Regions from separate parts of the Homo sapiens genome. Here region 1 is linked to region 2. A link is an interaction called in ENCODE POLR2A ChIA-PET data of the cell type or tissue named here. Cell type or tissue: K562. All regions are shown on one strand. Links, peaks and the distances in the headings refer to the core of each region. The heading gives the core; the rest is flanking DNA. Region 1 has its middle 8.9 kb from the start of ASH1L. Region 2 overlaps GON4L (gon-4 like).

Region 1 (7,728 bases), core at 2,985-6,984, 250 kb after region 2:
TGAGCCGTGATTGCACCACTGCACTCCAGCCGGGGGCAACAGAGTGAGACCCTGACTCAAATTAAGAAAAAAAAAGGCAAAAGATTTGAGCAGGCATTTCTCCAAAGTATAAAAGTTATACAAATGGCCAATAAGCACATGAAAAATGCTCAACATTATTAGTCATCTAGAAAATGCAAATAAAAACCACAATGAGATACCACTTCACACCCACTAGGATGGCTCAAATCAAAAGAACTGACAATGATATGTGTTGGACAGGATCTGGAAAAACTGGGATTCTCTCTCTCTCTTTTTTTTTTTGAGGGTCAAAGAACTCATTTATTTTTACTCATAGAAAGTACAAGTATTAGCCTGGCATGGTGGCTCACACCTGTAATCCCAGCACTTTAGGAAGCTGAGGCGAGTGAATCACCCGAGGTCAGGAATTTGAGAGCAGCCTGGTCAACATGGCAAAACTCCGTCTCTACTAAAAATACAAAAATTAGCTGGGCATGGCGGCGCATGCCTGTAATCCCAGCTAATCGGGAGGTTGAGGCAGGAGAATCGCTTGAACCCGGGAGGTGGAGGTTGCAGTGAGCCGAAATAGTGCCACTGCACTCCAACCTGGCAACAGGAGACTCCGTCTCAAAAAAAAAAAAAAAAAAGAAAAAGTTCTAAAATTAGATAGTGGAGGCTGTGCACGGTGGCTCAGGCCTGTAATCCCAGCACTTTCGGAGACCAGGAGTTCGAGACCAGCCTGGGCAACATAGGAAAACCTTATCTCTACTACTAATAAAAAAAATTAGCTGAACATAGTTGCCTGTGCCTGTAGTTCTGGCTGCTCAGGAGGCTGAGGCAGGAGGATCCCTTGAGTCAAGAAGCTAGAGGTTGCAGTGAGCTAGGATTGCACCACTGCACTCCAGCCTGGGTAACAGAGTGAGGTCCTATTTGAAAGCAAGCAAACAAACAAACCAATGTAAACTTACAGATGAGTTGCAAACGTAGTACGAAGAGCTTTCGTACACTCTTCATTCAGCTTTCCTTAATGTTATATATATGTCTATATATATATATACAACTATAGGACAGTTATCAAAATTAAGAAATTAAAGTTGGAACAATACTATTTACTAAACTACAGATTTTATTTGGATTTCCTCAGCTTTTCTGCTATGTCTTTTTCTTTTTTTGAGACAAGGTCTTGCTCTGTCACCTAGGCTGCAGTGTGATGACGTGATCTTGGCTCATTGTAATCTCCACCTCAATCCTTGGACTTCAGCCTCTCAAGTAGCTTGGACTACAGGCATATGCCACTACACTTGGCTAATTTTTGTGTTTTTTGTTGAGATGGGGTTTCACCATGTTGTCCAGGCTGGTCTTCAACTCCTGGGCTCAAGCGATATGCCTGCCTCTGCCTCCTAAAAGTGCTGGGATTACAGGCGTGAGCCACTGCACCCAGCCTAATGTCTTCTTTTTGTTATAAGATCCAACAGAAGATTCCACATCTGAAGATCTTTTTGTTTTTTAAAATCTGTCACCAACATATTACCCACCCTTTAAAAATTTTGCAAAAGGTATAAATTTGAAAAATATATCCACATCGATCTCATTCAAGTCATTGATACAACTATTTAACAGGATACGATTGCCTAGCATAGCCTGGGTACAGTTTGTAATTTTTTTTTTTTTTTTTTTGTGAGATGGAGTTTTGCTTTTGTCACCCAGGCTGGAGTGCAATAGCGTGATCTCGGCTCACTGTAACCTCTGTCTCCTGGTTTCAAGCAAGTCTCCTGCCTCAGCATCCCTAGTAGCTGGGATTACAGGCACCTGCCACCACGCCCAGCTAATTTTTGTATTTTTAGTAGAGTCAGGGTTTCACCATGTTGGCCAGGCTGGTCTCAAACTCCTGACCTTAGGTGATCAGCCAGTTTCACCATCCCAAAGTGCTGGGATTACAGGCGTGAGCCACTGCGCCTGGTCAGTTCGTATTTTTTTTTTCCGTAGGGACAGGGTTTCGCCATGTGGTCCAGGCTAGTTTCAAACTCCTGAGCTCAAGCGATCTGTCTACCTTGGCCTCTCAACTGCTGGCATTACAGGCGTGTGCCACCATTCCCAGCTAATTTTTCTATCTTTTTTGTAGAGAAAGGATCTCATTATGTTGCCCAGGTTGCTCTCAAACTCTTGGGCTCAAGCGATCCACCTGCCTTGGCCTCTCAAAGTGCTGGGATTATAGATGTGAGCCACTGTCTGGCCCACTTGGGTATAGTTTAAAAATTCTGATACCCAGAGTGTGCCTCAGATCAATTAAATCAGCCTCTGATAGTGACCCAGGCATCAATATTTTTAAAGCTCCCCAGCTTATTCCAATGTGCAGCCAAGAGTGATAACCACTGCCTGTATGTCCATGGTTAAGGGAACTTCAACCCATTTTGCTAACATGTAGCCTTTGGGTATGGTTATTCAACCAATTAAACATTCAGTATACATTTCTCCAAAAAGCCACTGTGCGAGATTATCAAATGCCTAACTTTAATGAGGACATACCAATAATGGAATTTGATCTACCATTCTAAGAATTCTTTTTTTTGACTGGCGCAGTGGCTCACACCTGTCATCTGAGCACTTTGGGAGGCCAGGGCGGGTGGATCGCCTGAGGTCGGGAGTTCGAGACCAGCCTGACCAACATGGAGAAACCCCATCTCTACTAAAAATACAAAATTAGCCAGACGTGGTGGCGCATGCCTGCAAACCCAGTTACTTGGGAGGCTGAGGTGGGAGAATCGCTTGAACCCAGGAGGCGGAGGTTGCAGCAAACCGAGATCATGCCATTGCACTCCAGCCTGGGCAACAAGAGCGAAACTCCATCTCAAAAAAAAGAAAAAAAAATTCTCCATCTCCCGGGTTCAAGCAATTCTCTGCCTCAGCCTCCCGAGTAGCTTGGGATTACAGGTGCCCGAAACCATGGCTGGTTAAGTTTTGTATTTTTAGTAGAGACGGGGTTTCACCATCTTGGCCAGGATGGTCTTGAACTCCTGACTTCGTGATCCACCAGCCTGTCCTCTCAAAGTGCTGGGATTACAGGCGTGAGCCACCGCACCCGGCCATTCCAGGAATTCTAACAAGAAGGATATATTTGTCTGTCATGACTTTCTTTTGTACTAAACCCAGACTGATTCCTCATGATCAGTAATTCTTTCTCTAAATTAGTAGTTCTCTACCAGGGGGATTTTGTCCCCTCCCCCAACATTTGACAATGAATGTTTGGAGGCATTTTGGTTGTCACAGCTGAGGGAGGGAAGGGAGGATGCTATTGGCATCGAGTGAGTAGAGGCCAGGTATGTTGCTAAAGTCTACAATGCACAGGGAGTCCCCCACAACAAAGAATGATCCATCCCCAAATGTCAACAGTGTTGAGGTTGAGATTGTCCTAAATCCCAAGTCCCATAGGAAAAGTTTGGCTCACAAAGACTAATTTCTTTTTTTTTTTTTTTTTGAGACAAGAGTCTCACTCTGTCGCCCAGGCTGCAGTGCAGTGGCGCAATCTTGGCTCACTGCAACCTCCGCCTCCTGGGTTCAAATGATTCTCCTGCCTCAGCCTCCCAAGAAGCTGGGATTATAGGTGTCTGCCACCACATCCGACTAATTTTTGTATTTTTAGTAGAGATGAGGTTTCACCATGTTGGCCAGGCTGACCTCCTGACCTCAAGTGATCTGCCCTCCTCGGCCTCCCAAAGTGCTGGGATTACAGGCGTAAGCCACCATGCCAAGCCACAAAGAGTAATTTCATTGTTTTCATAATTTCAGAGAGAAAAAGCAGAATTCCTTATGCTGTATTTTCTCATCTTAATAATATCTATCTCCCCAGGTTTGGATTCCTAGAGCAATGTTAGAGCTATAAAAGTAAAAGAGTTCTGAAATTTACTGATTATCACAAACTTCAACAGTGCTAACTTCTCCAAGCTCTAAGGTTTTTGTTTGAGATAGGGTCTCCTGCAGTCTCCAAGGCTTGAGTGCAGTGGTATCATCGCTCACTGCAGTCTTGAACTCCTGGGCTCAAGTGATCCTCTCCCTTCAGCCTCCTGAGGAGCTTGGACTACAGCAGGGGTGTCCAATCTTGGCTTTCCTGGGCCACGTCGAAAGAATTGTCTTGAGCCACACATAAAACACACCAACACTAACAACAGCTGATGAGCTAAAATAGCAACAACAACAATGAAATCACAGAAAAAAAAGGCTCTTAATGTTTTAAGAAAGTTTATCAATTTGTGTTGGGCCCTATTCAAAGCCGTCCTGGGTTGTATGCAGCCCATGGGCCACAGGTTCGACAAGCTTGGACTATAGGCATGTACCACCATGACTGGCTAATTTTTACTTTTTTATAGAGATGGGGCTATGTTGCCAGGCTGGTCTTCAGCTCCTGGCCTGAAGCAATTCTCCCACTTTGGCCTCCCATAAAGTGCTGGGATTATACATGTGAGCATTGTGTCCGGCCAACCTCAGTCTTGTAGCTATAGGTGTTTTTGCTAGAAATAATGCATGTGGTTTACAATTCTGATAACAGTGCAAGTGATGATACAATATACACTTTTTAAAGCTCCCCAGCTTTTAAAGCTGCATTAGCTCTTCTGCAATGAAGAAAGCAAGAAGGAAGGAAATACAGTAGTCCACCCTTATCCTCGGGAGATCCCACTGCAGGATTCCCAGGGGATGCCTGAAACCATACAGAGTACTGATCACTAAATAAATAAACACACACACAAACACACACACACAGTTTTTTCCTATAGGTATATACCTATAATCAAGTTTAATTTATAAATCTGGCACAGTAACAAATGAACAGCAATAACCAATAAGAAAACGGAACAATATACCATACAAAAGTTATGTGAACATGGTCTCGCTCATTCTCAAAATATCTCATAGTACCGTGCTCACCCTTCTTGTGTTGAAGTGAGATGATAAAACGCTTATAAGATAAGATAAAGTGAATGACTTAGGAATTCTGATGTAGCTAATATCAACCTTCTGACTATACCTAAGAAGGGGGATCATCTTAGGGTGATCCTGAATCACTGAGTCATGCTGATGTCCACAGATGGATGTCAAAAGCCGATGATGTCAATGACTGACCAATGGGAGCACGTACAGCGTGGTTATGTTGATTCATATCCAGGACAGGGTGGTGCAAAATTTCATCACGTTACTCAGAACAGTGGACAATTTAAAACTTAAACTACTATGGAAGGGACTATGACTGCTTCTTAGGGTAGCAGATATTCTAGATACTCTTCAGCAAAATGGACTCCACACTGTATCTGATAGGTTTCAAAAGACTTCAAAAAAGGCATGTTAGTGTACACACATGACTGGGATTAACATTCTAGAATTTTAGGACTCAATGGTACACCACTGAGGTATTGAAATGAATTCAACTGTAAATTTAGATTATGGTTCTGAGGTGGAGATGCATAAAAATGAAAACTTAAAACAAATACCAACACAATTGGGTATTTCTGGGTACTAACGTTCCAGGTAATTATCTTTCTCGACTTTCATTTCTAATGTTAATAGTTAGCAATATCAATAATATTGTTTATAAAAGAAATACTGTCCAAACTTTATTAAGGTGCTCATGTTAACACTTAAGGTTTCAGATTTTCAAACTTGGGATGTTCAAACAGTAGGTATAATACAAATATTCCAAAATCCAACAAAATCTCAAATCCACAACATTTCTGTTCCCAAACATTTTCGTAAAAAAAACCTAAAAAAACAAAAAAACCAAAAAAAACAACTGGCCGGGTGCAGTGGATCATGCTTGTAATCTCAGCACTTTGGGAGATTGAGGAGGGTAGATCACAAGGCCAGGAGTTTGAGAACAGCCTGGCCAACATAGTGAAATCCTGTCTGTACTAAAAATACAAAAAATTAGTCAGGCGTGGTGGCGGGCACCTGTAATCCCAGCTACTCGGGAGGCTGCGGCAGTAGAATTGCTTGAACCCGGGAGGGGGAGGTTGCAGTGAGCTGAGATTGCGCCATTGCACTCCAGCCTGGGTGACAGTGCGAGAATCTGTCTCAAAAAAAAAAAAAAAAAAAAAGACCGGGCGCAGTGGCTCACGCCTGTAATCCCAGCACTTTGGGAGGCCGAGATGGGCGGATCATGAGGTCAGGAGATCGAGACCACCCTGGCTAACATGGTGAAACCCTGTCTCCACTAAAAATACAAAAAATTAGCTGGGCGTGGTGGCGGGCGCCTGTAGTCCCAGCTACTCAGGAGGCTGAGGCAGGAGAATGGCTTCAACCCGGGAGGTGGAACTTGCAGTGAGCTGAGATCGCGCTACTGCACTCCAGCCTGGGTGACAGTGCAAGACTCTGTTTCAAAATATAAATAAATAAATAAATAAAAATAAAAAACCCTTGGGAGGCCGAGGCAGGTGGAACATTTGAGGTCAGGAGTTCAAGACCAGCCTGACCAACATGCTGAAACCCCGGCTCTACTAAAATACAAAACTTAGCTGGGTATGGTGGTGGGTGCCTGGAATCTCAGCTACTCAGGAGGCTGAGGCAGGAGGAGAATCACTTGAACCCGGGAGATGCAGGTTGCAGTGAGCCAAGACTGCACCACTGCATTCTAGCCTGGGCAACACAGTGAGACTCCTTCTCAAAAAAAAAAAAGAAAAAGAAAAAGAAAAAGAAAAAGAAAAAAAGGCCGGGGGCAGTAGCTCAAATCTCAAATTCAAAACATTTTTGTTCCCAAACATTTTCGTAAACAAAACAAAACAAAACAAAAAAACTGGCTGGGTGCAGTGGATCATGCCTGTAATCCCAGCACTTTGGGAGACTGAGGCGGGTGGATCACAAGGTCAGGAGTTTGAGACCAGCCTGGCCAACATAGTGAAATCCTGTCTCTACTAAAAACACAAAAAATTAGTCAGGTGTGGTGGCGAGCATCTGTAATCCCAGCTACTCAGGAGGCTGAAGCAGGAGAATCACTTGAATCCGGGAGGCGGAAGTTGCAGTGAGCTGAGATCACACCACTGCACTCCAGCCTGGGCAACAGAGTGAGACCGCATCTCAAAAAACAAACAAAAAAAACTCAACCTGTACCCAAACAAAAATCTCAAATTTCTTCCGTCTTAAATAAAAATTTTTTTTGGCTGGGCGCGGTGGCTCATGCCTGTAATCTCAGCACTCTGGGAAGCTGAAGTGGGTGGATCACAAGGTCAGGAGTTCAAGACCAGCCTGGCCAAGATGGTAAAACCCCATCTCTACTAAAACTACGAAAATTAGCTGGGCACAGTGGCGGGCACCTGTAATCCCAGCTACTTGGGAGGATGAGGCAGGAGAACCGCTTGAACCCAAGAGGCGGAGGTTGCAGTGAGCCCAGATCGTGACACTGCACTCCAGCCTGGGCAATAGAGTGAGACTCCGTCTCAAAAAAAATAAAATAAAATAAAATAAAATAAAATAAAATAAATAATTTTTTTTTTTGTTCAGACAGGGTTTCGCTCTTGTTGCCCAGGCAGGAGTGTAATGGTGCAATCTCCGCTCACTGCAACCTCTACCTGCTGGGTTCAAGTGATGCTCCTGCCTCAGCCTCCCAAAGTAGGTGGGATTACACGCGCCCACCACCATGCCCAGCTGATTTTTTTGTATTTTTAGTTGAGACGGGGTTTCATCATGTTGGCCAGGCTGGTCTCGAACTTCTGGCATCAGGTGATCCACCTGCCTTGGCCTCCCAAA
Region 2 (4,000 bases), core at 1-4,000:
GTTATCAATACCCAGAAGTCCATCTTGTCTTCCCTTTCAATTACCCTCTACCCATAGGTTAACCACTATCCTGATGTCTAGCATCATATATTGGTTCAATTTTTTTTTTTTTTTTTTTGAGACGGAGTTTTGTTCTTGTCGCCCAGGCTGAAGTACAGGGGCGTGATCTCGGCTCACGGCAACCGCTGCCTCCTGGGTTCAAGTGATTCTTCTGCCTCAGCCTCCGGAGTAGCTGGGATTACAGGTGCCTGCCACCACACCCGGCTTAATTTTTGTATTTTTAGTAGAGACAGGGTTTTGCTATGTTGGCCAGGCTGGTCTCGAACTCCTGACTTCAGATGATCCACCCACCTTGGCTTCACAAAGTGCTGGGATTACAGGTGTGAGCCACTGCGCCTAGCCAGTTGTTCTGTCTTTTTGTCTTTTATTTGAATGGAATCGTGTGTACATTTTATAACTGCCTTTTTTTTTTTAAAGACAGGGTCTCACTCTGTCACTCAGACTGGAGTGTAGTGGTGCCATCACGGCTTACTGTGGCCTTGACCTCCTGGGTTAAAGTGATCTTTTTGTCTCAGCCCTAAGTAGCTGGGACTATAAGCGCGTGCCGTCACAGCCAGCTAATTTTTTTTCTTTTTTTTTGAGACACAGTCTTGCTTTGTTGCCCAGGCTGCTGGAATGCAATGGCTTGATCTCAGGTCACTGCAACCTCCGCCTCCCAGGTTCAAGCGATTCTCCCGCCTCAGCATCCCTAGTAGCTGGGATTACAGGCACCTGCCATCATGCCCAGCTAATTTTTGTATTTTTTGTAGAGACGGGGTTTCACCGTGTTGGCCAGGCTGGTCTTGAACTCCTGACCTCAGGTGATCTGCCTGCCTTGGCTTTCCAAAGTGCTGGGATTACAGGCATGAGCCACCGCACCCGGCCCAGCCAGCTAATTAAAAAATTTTTTTTGTAGAGACGGAGCCCCACTATATTGCCCAGGCTGGTCTCAAACTGCTGTGCTCAATTGATCCTCTTGCCTCAGCCTCCCAAAGTGTTGGGATGACAGGTGTGAGCCACCGTGCCTGGCATTGTGACTGCGTTTATTCTCTCAATTTTTTTTTTTTTTGTTTTGAGACAGAGTCTTGCTCTGTCACCCAGACTGGAGTGCAGTAGCGCAATCTCGGCTCACTGCAGTGTCTGCCTTCCGGGTTCCAGCGATTCTCCTGCCTCAGCCTCCTGGGTAGCTGGGATTACTGGCACGGCCACCATGCAGGGCTAGTTTTTTTATTTTTAGTAGAGACGGGCTTTCACCATGTTGGCCAGGCTGGTCTCGATCTCCTGACCTCAGGTGATCTGCCCGCCTCGGCCTCCCAAGGTGCTAGGATTACAGGCGTGAGCCACCGTGCCCGGCCTCAACATTGTTTTATGAAATTCATCCATATTCTTGGATGTACTTGTAGATTGTTCATTTTTATTGCTGTATATCATTCTGTTGTTTGAATAGTTTATGTATGTTTTCTTTTCTTTAATTTTTTTTTTAGAGATAGGTACTGCTCTGTCACCCAGGCTGGAAGTTCAGTGCCATGATCATAGCTCACTGCAATTTGAACTCCTAGGTTCAAGTGATCTTCCCACTTCAGCCTCCCCAGCAACTCGGACTCTAGGTGCACGCCACAATGCCTGGCTAATTTTCATTTTTATTTTATTATTATTATTTTTTTAGAGACGGTTTTCACTATGTTGCCCAGGCTGGTTTTGTATTTCTGGGCTCGAGCAGTCCCTCCTTGATCTCTCAAAGTGCTGGGATTACAGGCATGAGCCTCCTCACCTGGTTTGCTTTACGTTTTCTTTATCCATTCAACTCTTTGTTTTTTCTTTTTGCTTCCTTGTGCCCATTGTTACCCATTCAATTCTTCTTCTTCTTTTTTTTTTTTTTTTTTGCGACAGAGTCTTTGTTTTGAACCAGAGTCTCACTCTGTCGCCCAGGCTGGAGTGCAATGGTGTGATCTTGGCTCACTGCAACCTCCGCCTCCCAGGTTCAGGTGATTCTCCTGCCTCAGCCTCCTGAGTAGCTGGGATTACAGGTGCGCTCCACCACTCCTCTGCTAATTTTTGTATTTTTAGTAGAGATGGGGTTTCATCATGTTGGTCTGGCTGGTCTCGAAGTCCTGACCTCATGATCCGCCTGCCTCAGCCTCCCAAAGTGCTGGGATTACAGGCATGAGCCACCGTGCCTAGCCTTTTTTTTTTTTTTTTTTTTTTTTTTTTGATGTGGAGTTTTGCTCTCGTCACCCAGGCTGGAGTGCAATGGTGCAATCTCGGCTCACTGCAACCGCTTCCTCCTGGGTTCAAGCAATTCTCCTGCCTCAGCTTCCCAAGTAGCTGGGACTACAGGCACGTGCCACCATGGCCGGCTAATTTTTGTATTATTTTTTTTTTTTTAGTAGAGACAGGGTTTCACCATGTTGGTCAGGCTGGTCTTGAACTCCTGACCTCAAATGATCTGCCCGCCTTGGCTTCCCAAAGTGCTGGGTCACAGGTGCAAACCACTGCACCTGGCCCCATTCAATTCTTGATGAGCATTTGGATACTTTTCAGTTGTGGGCTACTGTGAGTGGTGCTGCTGTGAACATTCTATAGATTTTTTGCTGAACATGTGTACTTCTTTTTCGTTGGGTGGAAATGCTAGCTTATAAGTTTGGGCATCCTTAAAATTCTTTTGAAATACTAAATTTTTTATTGTGAAACATAACACAGACACATGACTAAAGACTTCTTTATTTGATTTAGCAAATGGTTTTTTTGTGTGTGTGTGTGAATCTTGCTCCGTCGCCCAGGCTTGAGTGCAGTGGTGTGATCTCGGCTCACTGCAACCTCCGTCTCCTGGGTTCAAGTGATTCTCCTGTCTCAGCCTCATGAGTAATTGGGATTACAGGGACACACCACCATGCCCGGCTAATTTGTATTTTCAGTAGAGACGAGGTTTCACCATGTTGGCCAGGCTGGTCTTGAACTCGTGACCTCAGGTGATCCACCTGCCTTGGGCTCCCAAGGGGCTGGAATTATAGGTGTGAGCCACTGCGTCCAGCCTCACTTTGGCAAATGCTTTTAAAATGGACACGTAATTTTTCTTATTGCATATTCTAGACCTTCATTGCTATGTAGGTTGTAAGTAGTAGTGGTAGTCGACATCTGTGTCTTATTTCTGGACAAAACAGGAAAATGTTCAGTATTCCTTCATTATATATGAGGATAGTTATAGGCTTTTCATAGAAATATTTTTTAGGTTAAGGAAATAATTTTCCTAAGTTTTCTGAGTTTTTTCATATATTGAATTTCATCAAATGCTTTTTCCTATCTCTATTAAGATCATGTTTTTTTCTCTTTCATTTTGTTAATGTGGTAAGTTTCATTAGGTTTATTGAGATATAAAATAAAATGTATCTGATGAGTTTTGAAAAATATGTACAGTTGGGCCAGGTACGGTGGCTCACACCTGTAATCCCAGAGCTTTGGGAGGCTGAGGCGAGTGGATCACCTGAGGTCAGGAGTTCAAGACCATCGTGAGCAACATGGAGAAACCCCATCTCTACTAAAAATACAAAATTAGCCGGGCGTGGTGGCACATGCCTGTAATCCCAGCACTTTGGGAGGCTGAGGCAGGTGGATCACCTGAGGTCGGGAGTTCAATACCAGCCTGACCAACATGGAGAAACCCTATCTCTACTAAAAATACAAAATTAGCCGGGCATGGTGGCACATGCCTGTAATCCCAGCTACTCGGGAGGCTGAGGCAGGAGAATCACTTGAACCCAGGAGGCGGAGGTTGCGCTGAGCCGAGATTGCACCATTGCACTCCAGCCTGGGCAACAAAGAGCGAAAACTCCGTCTCAAAAAAACAAAAGAAAGAAAAATATATACAGTTGTGTTAACTGCTACCACAACCAACGTGGAACATTTCTGTCACCCCAAAAGTTGCCTAATTCCCCTTTGCTATCCCCCTTTCTCAAACATTGGC

What was found. Peaks named below come from ENCODE experiments on the same cell type or tissue, not always from the same donor. Only the 100,000 strongest peaks of a DNase experiment are listed, where the experiment ranks them.
Region 1: POLR2A ChIA-PET joins it to region 2 with 5 read pairs; 2 of 35 experiments call an interaction of 5 or more read pairs at or near these places.

The regions. Positions count from the first base shown.
Region 1 is chr1:155,567,790-155,575,517 of GRCh38, reverse strand. It overlaps a transcript of MSTO1 not described here and the pseudogene LOC101929703. Among named protein-coding and RNA genes, the nearest start is that of ASH1L, 8.9 kb to the right of the region's middle. In K562, for the core only: no CTCF peak of the experiment used is centred there; a DNase peak (open chromatin) is centred at 5,107.
Region 2 is chr1:155,822,685-155,826,684 of GRCh38, reverse strand. The region is part of intron 3 of GON4L (gon-4 like); the gene reads left to right. Among named protein-coding and RNA genes, the nearest start is that of GON4L, 33 kb to the left of the region's middle. In K562, for the core only: no CTCF peak of the experiment used is centred there; no DNase peak of the experiment used is centred there.